Regions from separate parts of the Homo sapiens genome. Here region 1 is linked to region 2. A link is a contact called in ENCODE Hi-C or POLR2A ChIA-PET data. All regions are on one chromosome and are shown on one strand. The core of a region is the stretch at or near the end of the contact, and the rest is flanking DNA. Distances in the headings are between cores, read along the strand shown.

Evidence for each region. Hi-C counts contacts between places; a loop is a spot of excess contacts on that map. ChIA-PET counts read pairs that join two places held with the same protein, here RNA polymerase II (POLR2A). Pooled maps may share reads with other maps.
Region 1: a loop to region 2 is called in a pooled map, with 4 times the contacts of the local background. The contact joins the promoter of PPP6R3 here to the promoter of SNHG1 in region 2. A Hi-C loop is called at or near these places in 1 of 50 pooled maps. POLR2A ChIA-PET finds 5 or more read pairs at or near these places in 2 of 52 experiments (CD8-positive, alpha-beta memory T cell and T-cell).

Annotation. Positions count from the first base shown.
Region 1 is chr11:68,458,922-68,465,886 of GRCh38, forward strand. PPP6R3 (protein phosphatase 6 regulatory subunit 3) reads left to right here and starts at 1,831. Exons shown (of 24, transcript NM_001164161.2): 1 at 1,831-1,906. RefSeq lists silencers at 1,242-1,391, 1,702-2,071, 2,082-2,131, 2,182-2,291 and an enhancer at 1,502-1,561.
Region 2 is chr11:62,851,767-62,858,580 of GRCh38, forward strand. SNHG1 (small nucleolar RNA host gene 1) reads right to left here and starts at 4,119. Exons shown (of 9, transcript NR_152585.1): 1 at 3,658-4,119; 2 at 3,367-3,450; 3 at 2,753-2,785; 4 at 2,252-2,298; 5 at 2,035-2,067; 6 at 1,786-1,824; 7 at 1,309-1,349; 8 at 1,045-1,073; 9 at 212-915. SNORD28 (small nucleolar RNA, C/D box 28) reads right to left here and starts at 2,929; the gene lies at 2,855-2,929. SNORD27 (small nucleolar RNA, C/D box 27) reads right to left here and starts at 3,317; the gene lies at 3,246-3,317. It overlaps SNORD26 (small nucleolar RNA, C/D box 26), which reads right to left and starts at 3,600; the gene lies at 3,526-3,600. It also overlaps SNORD25, SNORD22, SNORD31, SNORD30, SNORD29 and LOC124900306, and 1 more gene. RefSeq lists enhancers at 2,251-3,225, 3,863-3,942, 4,053-4,232, 4,201-5,174, 5,175-6,150 and 1 more and a silencer at 4,293-4,352.

The DNA of each region.
Region 1 (6,965 bases), core at 581-3,080, 5.6 Mb after region 2:
ACAACTACAATATCATAATCTTATGAGACCAGTCTTTTTTGTTTTTATTTATTTATTTATTTTTTGAGACAGAGTTTCGCTCTGTCGTCGAGTCTAGAGTTCAGTGGTGCAATCTCGGCTCACTGCAAGCTCCGCCTTCCGGGTTCACGCCATTCTCCTGCCTCAGCCTCCTGAGTAGCTGGGACTACAGGCGCCCGCCACTGCGCCCGGCTATTTTTTTTTTCTTTTTGTATTTTTAGTAGAGACGGGGTTTCACCGTGTTAGCCAGGATGGTCTCGATCTCCTGACCTCGTGATCCACCCGCCTCCGCCTCCCAAAGTGCTGGGATTACAGGCGTGACCGCGCCGTGACCTCCTGTGGATTTTCATGGGACTCTGAGAGGCGCCTCAAATCCATTTTGGAATAAGGCAGGTTATTAGCATGGGGTCTAACCGTGGGCTGTCTCGGTGTCCTGGGCTGGCTCTTGGGGCGGGGGTCCTGATGTCCGGGACCTCGGTCCTACCTGGGAGGCACAGATATGGCGGGGAACGGGAAGCCCGGGGGAGCATTTAGAAGCTCGTGTGCACAGGGAAACCCTGTCTCTACAAAAAAATTAAATTAGCGGGGCCCAGTGGTGCGTGCCTATGGTCCCAGCTACTCGGGAGGCTGAGGTGGGGGGACTGCTTGAGCCCAGGAGGTGGAGGCTGCAGTGAGTCATGATCACCCCACTGCACTCCAGCCTGGACAACAGAGCAAGACCTTGTCTCAAAAAAGACCCCAGGCCAGGCGCGGTGGCTCACCCCTATAACCCCTGCACTTTGGGAGGCTGAGGTGGGCGGATCACCTGAGGTCAGGAGTTCGAGACCAGCCTGGCCAACATGGTGAAACACCCGTCTCTTCTAAAAATACAAAAATTAGCCGGGCATGGTGGCGTGCACTTGTAATCCCAGCTACACGGGAGGCTGAGACAGAACTGCTTGAACCTGGGAGGCGGAGGTTGCAATGAGCTGAGGTCGCACCACTGCACTCCAGCCTGGGGGACAACAGGGAAACTCCGTCTCAAACAAAACCAAACCCCAAAAGTTCTCGTCTAAGTCCTTCTCCCAGGACAAGGGCACTTATCTCTTGGCGGTGCGTCACAGGTAGGGATATTCCGCGATCCCTCACCTTGACCCCGCTACGAGGACAGCCACCTCTTTCAGGTAAAGAGATCGCAATGGGAAATCATTCTGATAAAAATTCCCCTGTGGAGAATGCAGGCATCGATCCCGTTACCTCTCACATACTAAACGAACGCTCCTCCACTTAAGCTGATTCCCTAGCCCGGCCTAACCTTTGCAGCCGGCGCATATTGTGGCTCACGTCACCACCGGTGTCCCCCGCCGCCCCCGCCCCGCCCGGCCAGCTCGCCACCCTATTGGATCCCTCACGGCTCCGGCTCCACGGCCATGATGGGCTTGGCTCAATTTAGTTTTAAAAAGCATTGGCCACTCGGATTGGTGGTCCGAAGCGTCCGTCAAGCGGAGGACCTGCTGTTGCTACGGCGTAGGGGGTCCCAGCCAGGTTTCTCCCCGTTTCTGATTTGTTTCTCAGGCTCCGGGGTCCTAGAGGTTCCGGATCCGTCAAGTCCATGGGAAAAGAATGCGCCCCTCGCGCTTGACTGACGAGGCTTGCGGGCCAATCGGAATGTAGTCAAAGGAGCCGCTAGGCGATCCAATAGGTAGTAGGGGGCGGGAGAGAGGGGCCAATGAGCCTGGAGCTGGGGGCGGGGGCAGGGCCGCGATTGGCTGAGAGGCGGCCAGAGGGCGGGCGGGGGGGAACTCAAGGCCTGCTTGATACGTCCGCCATTTTGGGCGCTTCGCTGATGGTGTCGGTGAGCGCGTTTCCCGCCTGAGCGCAACTAGCGGCGGGTCGTGGGCACCTCCAGGTAATGGGGGTAGGGGAGGCGCCGGAGCAGGCCGCGGCGCGGGGTGTGCGAGGCGCGCGGGCAGGCGCGGGGCCCCTCCACCTGGCCTCAGCGGCTCAGGGAGGGAACGTCCCGGCCCCTCTCCCCTCCCCCCCCGGAATTCGTCGCTCCGCGGGCCCGGGAGGCGCGGCGCCGAGTCCTTCCCGGCCGCTCCCCGTCCGCTCCTGTTAGCCGGGGGCCCCGCCAGGACGGGCGCCGGGAGCGGGACGCGGTCGGGGCGGCGACTTTGTGCCTCGTTGACGTTCGCGGCCTGGCGCGGCGGGCGGGCGAGGCGCGCCCCTGACCCGGCTCTGGCTCCAGCCTTCCCGCCCGCCGGCCGCGGCCCGCAGTCTCGCCCCCCGCCCGGCCCGCGCCCGGTCTCCGCTCCCGCTGGGCCTCCCGGGGGCCTCGGGGAGCGCGTCAAGTTGAGGCAGCAACTCGCCGTCAAGAGTCGCGAAGACCATTGTTGGACTCTGCTCTTCGGGAAACAAGTTTTGTGGGTTTCTGTTAATTCGCCGCAGAGTCATCGGGATCCACACCAGCCAGTTCCGAGGCTCCCAGTACCCTTCCCAGTGGCTTTTTAACTCCTGTGAGGTGGCTTGTATGTAAACTGTCTCGAATGCCTCCCTGGTGTATTTGAGCCGGGGGTGGGGGGGGTGGGTGGTCCTTCTTGTGGCTTGAAGTCCCTCCCTCTTAAAGAAGCCCATTCACTGTTTACTTGGAGGTGTTTCCTGTTGAGGTCCTGCTGGCTGTGATCACAATTTAGACTTTTTAATTATAGGTGAACGGGATGGGTCTTTGGATGTACCTCCGTGCCCTGACGTTTCAACCGCGTGACTTAATGTCATTTTCCTGGTACTTCACGTTTTCTCTGTGGGGCTTTGGGTCTGTTTTGCTTTTATGGGAGGGGGTGCTTGACAGGCGTTCCCTTTCATCCTCGCAGCACTTGTTGACGGGGTGGTGTCCTTTATTCGTGGGACGTTTACTTTGATTTTGTCCTCAAGGTCATGTTGCAGATAGGCTTCAAGGGGGACAGGGACTCCAGGTTTCCAACCACCGAACTGTGCCTCAAGTAGCAAGTGTATGAGACCCAGTTATGGTGGTGGTTGGGTTTTCCTCACTGTGGAGTGGAGTCAGTGACCACTTTTTAGCTCTGTGACCTTGGGCAAGTTACCCAGCTTCTCTTTTTTTTTCTCTGTAGTATGGGAATAATAATAAGTGTCCCAGCCATAAGTTTGTCAGGATAATTGCCCTAATACATGTAAAACAGCTAGAGCTGTGCCTGGCACATACAGTCACCTCAGTGGCTGATTAGTGGTTAGGCTAGTTAATGGCTATTATTGTTTAATTTAAATTTGATTTTTAAATGTTTAGGTACTATTGGGAAGTCAGATGAGCATTTGAGTCCCGACTCTTGGTGACTGCCTTTAGAAAGCTCTGTGTAAGACTCAGTTGGGCTGAAAAAGTAAAACTATAAGTTATTTTAATTTTTTCAGGACAGGGTTTTTGACCATTCCTTAAATTAGGAACATTTACCGGAGTAATTAATGAGTAGTAGCGCCTCATAATGTTTAAAGAGATGGTTAAATACAGAAAAGCCCATCACAAGCTTAAGTCGGGCTTTGTTCCTCATGTGCTTTTGGATACTAGTTTCTGGGTGACTGCCACCCGAATCAGTAACTAGGGTTTCTTAGTGTAAGTCCTCCTTGTTACTGAAAACTGTAAGGGTGCCGTGGATTGCAGTATTCTTCAGCAAAGATAGTTTGGGAAATAGCTTTTGTCCTGGAGGGATACTTTGGAAGGTATTCTCCACTTCAGCATGTCTGGTCAGGGAGTCTAGAACATTGAACAAAATGCCTGCACTCAGTCAGAAATAAACTCACAATCCTTTACCGCTTGCCCGATACTCTCCTCCATGGTGCTCGAAACCTTGCGTGCACCTTCCCCTGGTATTGTTGTGTTTACTTGGGACTTGGTTTGCTGTATTGGAGATGTGTGTTTTGATGGACTCAGTCTTAAGTAGAGATGAGTATCTTGCTGGTGGAACTTAAGGACAGGAAGAAGATTGTTTTCGGTTTAGAACTCTAGCCTTTGTGTAAAGTATAGCAAAGCAAAGTCAACAAGCAAAAAGTTGTTAGTTTCAATGAACTAATTGAGAATTTGAGAATCAGACCATAGCTGAGCAGAAAATGAATAGAAGTAACATTGACAGGATGAGGTTGCCTAGCTTTTTAAGATAAAGCTTTGGCCGGGCGCAGTGGCTCACGCCTGTAATCCCAGCACTTTGGGAGGCCGAGGCTGGCGGATCACTTAAGGTCAGGAGTTCGAGACCAGGCCAACATGTGAAACCTTGTCTCTATTAAAAATACAAAAATTAGTCGGTCATGGTGGCGTGTGACTGTAATCCCAGTTATTTGGGAGGCTGAGGCAGGAGAATCGCTTAAACCTGGGAGGCGGAGGTTGCAGTGAGCCAAGTCCAGCCTAGGAGACAGAGCGAGACTCAGTCTCAGAAAAAAAAAAAAAAAAAAAAAAGATAGGGCTTTGCACCTATTTGGTAGATTATGTGCTTGTTACAAATAAACATCTCTTTAAAACAAGTGTCACGATCGGTATTTTATTTCTATGACAACTTCCATTGTCTAGTTCTATATTTTCAGTATTTGAGAGGCAGCCTCTGTGTGTGTTTGTGTGTGTGTGTGTTTTGGTCTAAAATTTTACAGTATTTTACTAAATAAGAGTAAATGATAGTGAAAATAAAGCTCTTCTATCTGCTCAACTAAAACTCAGCATTGACTTGGTCCTTAGAAGTTATGGTCTGCACCCCAGTATTGGCTGCTACTTTTTCTAATGTACTGAAAAAAAGATCTGGCCTCTTGGCTTTAAACAGCTTTCATATTTCTTTCCTTTCTTAACTTCAAATGATTGTCTTTTGATTTACTCTAGTTCAAGAGTTCTCAGTTGGGGGTGGTTCCCCCCTCACCCCCCAGGAAACATTTGGCAGTGTCTGGACATATTTTTGCTTGTTACACCTCTGGGAGTGGGCAGTGTGCTTCTGGAGGGTAGAGGCCAAGGATACTGCTAAACATCCTACAGTGTCCAGCATAGCCTCCTCCCTGCCCGCCAGCAAAAGTATCCAGTCCCAAATAGCAACACTGCTGAGGTTGAGAAATCCTGCACTTAGATAGATGTGAGACTGGCCTACATTAGAATAAGCCTGCATTAGAATAATTAGAAATTTTTTAAGACCATGGATGTTGGACTCCACCTCTGGAAATGGTGGGATTGAGAATCTTATTAATTTTTTTTGAGATGAGTCTAGCTCTGTCGCCCAGGCTGGAGTGTGGTGGTGCCATCTCGGCTCACTGCAACCTCTGCCTCCTGGGTTCAAGCAGTTCTCTGCCTCAGCCTCCCTAGTGGCGGGGATTACAGGCACCCGCCACCATGCCCGGCTGTTTTTTGTATTTTTAGTAGAGATGGAGTTTCACATCTTGGCCAGGGTGGTCTTGAACTCCTGACCTCGTGATCTACCCGCCTCGGCCTCCCAAAGTGCTGGGATTACAGGTGTGAGCTACCATGCCCGGCCACGAGAATCTATTTTTTAGAAGCTTCTCAGACAATACTGAAATGCAGCTGAATTTTGGAACCACTGTTTTACACCACAGGTTTAGGGACTGTTTGTGAGTTAAGGGTTCCTTTCGGTGATCTGTGAACTTGGTCTTTGCAGTACCTAGATCCTGCCTTGGAGATTATTTAGTAGTGGGGATTATTTAGATGGTATACTTAACCATTTTTCAGATGCCTGAAGACTGAACTTTAGAAGCATTTGTTAATTGATTTTATAAAATATCTTAGGACTTTTTTTTCTTAACCTCATGAAAATACATTACCATACTGTGCTGAAACTAAGCAAAATTCTTAGATATTTAGAGTTTGCTTCTGTGCTGAATAATCTTACACTACTGTAATTTTTGAGTTAGTATCTTTTGCCCTCCTTTTGTCAGTCAGTGGTCAGGTCTGGTTTTAGATGCCAGCTTCAACTTTTTTTTTTTTTTTTCGGAGACAGTCTCACTATGTCACCCAGGCTGGAGTGCAGTGGCATGATCTTGGCTCACTGCAACCTCCGCCTCCTGGGTTCAAGTGATTCTCCTGCCTTAGCCTCCTGAGTAGCTAGGATTACAGGTGCGTGCCACCACACCTGGCTCATTTTTGTATTTTTAGTAGAGATGGGGTTTCACCATGTGGGCCAGGCTGGTCCCGATCTCCTGACCTCAAGTGATCCGCCCGCCTCGGCCTCCCAAAGTGCTGGGATTACAGGCGTGAGCCACCATGCCTGTTTTTTGTTTTTGTTTTTGTTTTAATAAAGACCTATTCCCAGAGAATTAGCCCTGGATCAGTTTACCAGTTCTGCCCATTGAGGGCACAGATAGGCATACAGTATGCTCAGCCTTTAACACAGTGATCCTGCCCACTGGTAAGTTGGACTCTTCTGTGCCCTAGACTCTGATCCCAGCAGAGAAGTGTTCTTTTCTCCTGGGGAGATGAGATGCAGTGGTAGAGAGAAGGGTAGATCTTTTTTGCTCATATTAAAATTTAGATTATCTAGTTTATGGAATGGAAGAATATTAGGAAAACTATAAATTTTTAGCAGCTAAATGTTAATATCTGAAGTTACAAAAGGTCATGGAGGCATTTTCTTATTCTTCATCCTGAAATTCGGCCTGTGCCTATGTTGAGAACTACCAGTGACCACCATCTACTTCTAATATCCATTTATTTCATCAGCAAATACATTAATTGAGTCCTTACTCTGCTAGGAACTGTATTAGGGATTCACTGATGAACAGGCCCTTAAGGACCTGCAGTCTAGAGGAAGAGGCAAACAAGAGACGACAAAGCTGTTAAGAATTGTACATGGTGTCAATGGGGCCTGGGAGGAAAGAGCTTCTGTTTGCTGGTCAGTTGGTTGATTTGTTTAAACTTTGGGTGGTTGAGATTGCCAGAAGTTTTGCAAAAGAATAAGATAGTTACACTTTGTTACTCA
Region 2 (6,814 bases), core at 2,869-5,368:
TTGTGATCATGTCACTGTACTCTAAGACTAGGCAAGAGAAAAAAAAAAAAGATGGATGTTCTACTCAGGTTACTCATTTAACACACTGCCTATCAGGCAAACTGTCAGATGTCCCTTCAAGTTCCAGGTACTTCAGGGAGCATGAGAGGAAAGCCAGTTTCCCATGGAAATTTACACACTGATGCTAAGAGACACATACACACAAAAAAAGTAAACAGGACTATGTAATCAATCATTTTATTATTTTCATCAACAACCAACACAGCAACACAAATTGACAGCCAGTCCTCAAGGGAACCTTTTTTGAAGTGAAGAGCAAGGCCCTGAATGAGCTACCTACATGGAACATAGTATTTGCAATATGCAAATGGAGACCTAAAGGCTCATGACGGGAACAGAAGGTGGCTGTATACAGAGGAACAGACACGAAGTGGAGTTATGGGAAGTTCAATCAACAATTGGCAACAAGCTAGGTCAGTAGTTTACGAAAGTGGTCATCTATACAGTGCCTGAGTTTGGGTTCTGGGCCTGGATCATGTAAGAAAGGCAGCAAAGTCTGGGTGCCATGAATCACACCTGCAATCCCAGCACTTTGGAAATCTGTGGTGAGAGGATCTCTTAAAGCTATGGCCTTGAAACCAGCCTGGGTAACAAAACCAAGCCCTTGTATCTAAAAAACAAAAGGGCAGGTAGATTCCAGATAAATAATGTTGCAGGAAGGGGGTGATAAAATACAGAAATGTGATACACAGCAAACCCTCAACTGCTGTTTCATTGGCTCCCAGTGTCTTAATCTGTGTCTGCTAACACTTTAAGGTACATCTGAAATACCCCCCAAACCCAGAAAGCTTTTCAACAGCTAGGTTGTCCAAGAACTTGGAAAATTCACCTTCTGATGTCCTCCAAGACAGATTCCTGCAGAGGTAAAAAAAAAAGTTCTTATTGGATTGGAAAATACAAATGAACACAATATTTAACACTATGTAACCTAGGAGCAAAAGGTTGCTATTATAAAATCAGTTAAATATTTAAACAGATACCTACCATTTTTTATACACCTTATTTGCTCAGACCTGGAAAAAATAAAACCAATGTTTTCAACAAGTGATGATTACTCCCTTTCTCTGTATAGAAATCTTTATCATCCCTCAGACAGTTCCTTCTGGAACAAATCTTCCTCTTCTCCCCCAGCCAGTCCCAGTGGGTTCACCTTTACAGGCTCTGGGACTAGGACAGAGAGTAAGACATGTGAAAGTTTCTTCATTGGGAATTTTTAGCATAGTCCACCTTACATTTAGGTTTACTCACCTGTAACTTCAGCCTGGAGTGAACACAGACACCTAGTTTTCCTGCAAAATCAAGAAAGAAAAATGTAGTCTTGAGAGACTTTCATTCTATGTCACATTTTACAATCTCTCAATTGTATCTATTGCTTGGCAGAAAGAAGTTTCAGGGCACATTTTATAGGAAACACTACTTAGCCCAAGAACTTCCTATTGGCTGTAAAGCCTCCTCAAATAACTTGCAATTTTTAGAACATGTCACTGGAAGGCAGGCTCACAGCTCAGAAAATACCTTTCAGTCACACATTGATCAGACTGGGGCGGTATTCAACTCATCACTGGTGAGCAGCAATTCATCACTGGTGGTTCAGGAGATCAAAGACTTTGGGTTAAGCCAGTTATGTCTGTGTACATTCACCCAGACCACAGTGCTATCACACACAAAAATCACAGAAAATTTTATATAGCAGCCATTGATGGTAACTATTGCAAAGCCATTTACCTCAAACTCCTCTTGGGCTTTAGAGAGAAGGTGCTGGCCCTGAAAGGAGGAAGACCAAGTCAGTAGTGCTTCTCATATCCCGCATTATGTTGTTCCCACCCATCATTCTCAGAAAATCAGATTTCAGAGTCTCAACAGCAAGTCATCAGCCGAACGAGATTCCATGTAAGTCATCACAAACACAGGCCTAAAAAGGCACTTTTTCCTACCCTATATACTGAGTGCATTGAATACCGTGAAATTACTCACCTTTGAGCCAAGCAGGTTATTGGTTAGTAGTACCTAGAGAAAAACAAAGCTGTGGGTGAAAGATTCCTCAGACATGGTTACCCCCCACTCCCTGCGTTCTCCAGTTTCTCAGGTGTTCATGTATTTTCACTGTCGGTCATAGTGAGCTAGTTTGATTCATCATAGAAACTGCCTACTTGGTGGCATAAGCTGTAAGGAACAAAAAATATCAACTAACCTCTCAGCTCTGAAGGCTTTTCAATGGTATATAGCAACAAGCTGCTCCTGAATCAAAAAATCATTCAATTAGCTAATTATCCCAAACAGCCAAAACTATTTTAGTTACGGTTGCTAATGGACAAACTAAGAAAAGGTAACCAAATGTCTCAGACAATTCCTTATGGAATAAGCTCTCATGCCCTCTTCATGTTAACCCTGGTGAGTTCACAATTACTGGTTCCCAGGCTAAAACAGGGGTAAGGCAGGATGTTTCCTCCTCATTGGAGCAGAATCCTGGAAAGCTACAACTGACAAGCATTCGTCTGACCCTGGGCAGATCAGTGGGCATCTATCTGAGAAAAAAGGGGCATATATCAGTGGGCATCTATCTAGAAACATCACTACAGAGAACAAGAGGAACCAGAAAACTTTATGGGTTAAGCAGGCTTTGGTAACAAATATCAAAATGGCTAAGTTATCTATTAGATAATAGGCCCATAGAATTCGAAAAACAACTTACTGTAAGATAGAGGCAGACTGTCATCAGGAATACCTGGAAAGGAAAGCAAATTAGTTATTTTAAGGTATTAGGATGGAATGAAGCTTATTCATAAACAACAACTGCCATCAGAACTCTAACATGCTATTAACTTTTGTACCTCACAGAACATCAGCTTATCAATTCAAATCATCTGACAGTAACGTGATCGATATATGGATGAGGGTAACAGCACACCCTTACAAGAACTGTAGTACCGGGTTGCGATCTCCCTCCCCAGAAAATCATTTCAAGAGGAACAAGATGGAAGGCGCCAAAAAACATTGTTCCGCCGGCCACTTGTTTTCTTGAACATTTACAAAGATGACATACACCAATTTGGATAATTACCTGTATTCACCCTGGGAGGCAGCTGAATTCCCCAGGATAGATTATGAGATGCTGTAGACAACAGAGGAAAGCATTTTATGTACCTAAAAATAGTCATTCAAAGACCCCTTAAGACCTCTCTCTCACTTCTCAGTAGTAAGATGACATCACTTGAAAGTTCAGCCATATGCTTGTCATTTTGTGTTCATCATGGAGTGGTTATCTACAAGGTCTCCTCTGTAAGAGCATAAACCATGTACACCTACCTGGAACATTACTGTAACGCTGGCTTTGCATAAAGATGGGTCTTGTCCCATTCCTTCACCAGTAAGCTCTTGTGGGCTGAACATCTGAAAAAATAACACCCTTCACTAACACCTCAGACAAATCAATAGGGCCCTGACATTTGTTGCGTACAGTACAGTGCTACTCAGAATTTTCTGTTTTCTCCACTAATCCATCAGAAAGAGAGAGTTCAGTTCGTAAAATCATCCCCGTAGCAACTTCCACACACTCAACGAAAGAGCAGAGATTAAGAAATGGCCGTAAGAACTTACTGCAACAACAGAGCTCTCTTCGGTTCCAACGTGCGCGTAAATCCTGCAGACAGGAGCCCAATAAGACATTAGGTCAACTCAGGGCATTTCGAAAACGCTATTTTCTGAACAGACGGCTAAGCAAGAGGCTTGCAGGGCCCATCTCCTCAGAGTTATTTATCCTCACGGAGCTCAGTACAGGTCTGTGAAAAGGTCCTCATCATAGGAAGGGGGACCTACACGGCCCGCCATCGCCATTTTGTCCTTCACAAAGCCCCACTGCTACTTTTAAGCCTCGAGGCCACGCACAAGACCTTATCCGCCAGTCGCCCTGGCCAGGCAGCTACAACACAGAAGGCATAGTGCGTGCTATGCTATGTTCGCACAATCGCTCAAAAGAAAATAAAAGAAAAAGACAAAGTACAAAAGAGTAACAGCTATAAAGACCACGAAGCCACTTACCACGAGCAGTAGAAAAATGAGAACGAATCTCCCCGGGGAGACGATTAAATACCATGCCGCAGAGGCCCACGGGATTTGGGGGCGGGGCTACGGCGAGCGCACGCGCATACGTTGACCGCATGCGACCCCGGGGAGTTGTGGGTAGAGAGTTCCAGGGAAGGAGGGCGTAGACAAAGCGCCACCTGAACTTGCGGCGCGAAAAAGGCGCGCATGCGTCCTACGGGAGCGTGCTGGCTCACCGACCGCATTGCGGCTTGGTTTTCTCACCCAGTGCATGTGGCAGGAGCGGTGAGATCACTGCCTCACGGCGATCCTGGACTGACGGTCACGACTGCCTACCCTCTAACCCTGTTCTGAGCTGCCCCTTGCCCACACACCCCAAACCTGTGTGCAGGATCCGCCTCCATGGAGCTACAGCCTCCTGAAGCCTCGATCGCCGTCGTGTCGATTCCGCGCCAGTTGCCTGGCTCACATTCGGAGGCTGGTGTCCAGGGTCTCAGCGCGGGGGACGACTCAGGTACTGGATCCCGGGCTAAGCTCGGGAGGAGGTCCCCTTTGGTGGGGCCATTTCGGGAAAGTATGTCAGGACGTAAGTGCTTCACTGAAGACAGGATCTGATTTTTTCCTAACTGGTTCCCTATGTCCTGCCTTCTGGTGCGTTTTCTTTAGATCTTGGACTACTACGGGCCAACATTAGCTAACATTTATGGAGCACCGTTTTAAGCACACTATATGAATCGATTAATCCACCAAAATCCCAAGAGCTAGGTAGGATGACAACCCCCATTTTATTGATGGGGAACCCTAAAGAGCTCCGGCGGTGCTGCCTGCTGCAACTCCTGCCTGATCAATATGGTTGCAGTCAGCTATAGACTGTTTTACTGAGACCGGACAACATTAGTTCAGTCGTTTGTGGTAAACATCTACGTGTACAAGCACACTTTATAAACATTTTTTTCTTTCTTTTTTTTTTTTTTTGAGACGGAGTTTCGCTCTTGTTGCCCAGGCTGGAATGCAATGGCCCGATCTCAGCTCACTGCATTCCACCTCCCGGGTTCAAGCAATTCTCCTGCCTCAGCCTCCTGAGTAGCTGGGATTACAGGCATGCGCCACTGTGACCGGCTAATTTTGTATTTTTAGTAGAGACAGGGTTTCTCCATGTTGGTCAGGCCGGTCTTGAACTCCTGACCTCGGGTGATCCGCCTGCCTCGGCCTCCCAAAGTGCTGGGATTACAGGCGTGAGCCACCGCGCCCGGCCAAACATTTTTTTCTTTCAAGACGGAGGCTTGCTCTGTCGCCCAGGCTGGAGTGCAGTGGCGGGATGTCTGTTCACTGCAACCTCCGCTTCCCAGGTTCAAGCGATTCTCCTTCCTCAGCCTCCTGAGTAGCTGGGATTACAGGCTCCCGCCATCATCATGCCACACTAATTTTTGTGTTTTTCGGAGAGACGGGGTTTCATCATGTTGGCCAGGCTGCTCTCGAACTACTGACCTCAGGTGACCTCCTGCCTCAGCCTCCCAAACTGCTGGGATTACAGGGGTGGGCCACCACACCCGGCCTGGCTCAGCATTTTGGGAGGCCAAGGCGGGAGGATCTCTTGAGCCCAAGAGTTCAAGACCAGTCTAAGCAACATAGTGAGAAACCCATACCGATCTCTACAAAAAAAATAGAAAAAATTAGCCAGGAGCGGTGGTGCATGCCTGTAGCCCCAGCTGCTTGGGAGGCTAAGGTGGGAGGATTGCTTGAGCCCAGGAGGTTGAGACTGCAAATGAGCTGTGATCAAGCCACTGCACTGCACTCCAGCCTGGATGACTGAGATTGACCCTGTCTCAAAAAAAAAAAAAAAAAAAAAAAAAAAATGTGGGACAGATAAACTGGAAAATCAAGATGGCCCAGAGTAGACAGACAAGGCTGGGGAGGTTGTGTGTGGGAATGGCAGTCGGGAAATGCTTTATAGAGTGTCTGGGCCTGAAAGGGTAGAAAGACTTGGGAGGGGAATTCCAGTTAAAGGAACAACTGGAGCACAAGCTTGGTGCTAGAAAAAGAAGGAAGTGTGTAGCTACAATTCATGAAAGATGGGCAAAAGGGGAGTATTAGAATATAAAACTGGAAAGTATTTCCTGGGGAAAGCCAGATAAGCAGGACCTTGAATGCAAAGCTAAATCATTTGAATTATACATAGAAAAGAAAAAAAAACCGGGGAGAGTTTTTAAGTAGGAAAGTGATAAGACATTGGGGGATAAGATGGAGACAAGGGCATTAATTAGATTGCCATAGTAGTTTAGGCAAGAGGATTCAATGCTAACAAGTATAATGGCAGTGGAAGTGGAAAAGAGGGGATTTAGGTTAGGGGTCTCCAACTCACGTACAGAAATCAGCTAAGTAATGTAGGTAAGTGAAATGAACTGAGTTGGGACTCTGGTGAACTGGGCAGCCCTTTCACAGCTCCAGCTGATTGTTGCCTTGCGACAATATTGTCTCTGTGTGATCAGATAGTCAGTTTTCAAAAGAATCCAGAAGTCCAGAATTGTGTATTTACTCACGTTGAAATGTTGAATTTAAAATTTTTTGGCCGGGCGTGGTGGCTCATGCCTGTAATCCTAGCACCTTGGGAGGCCAAAGTGGGCGGATCACCTGAGGTCAGGAGTTAGAGTGAAGGGGTGGGTTGCCCCTCCACACCTGTGGATGTTTCTCCTAAGGTGGAACGAGAGACTTA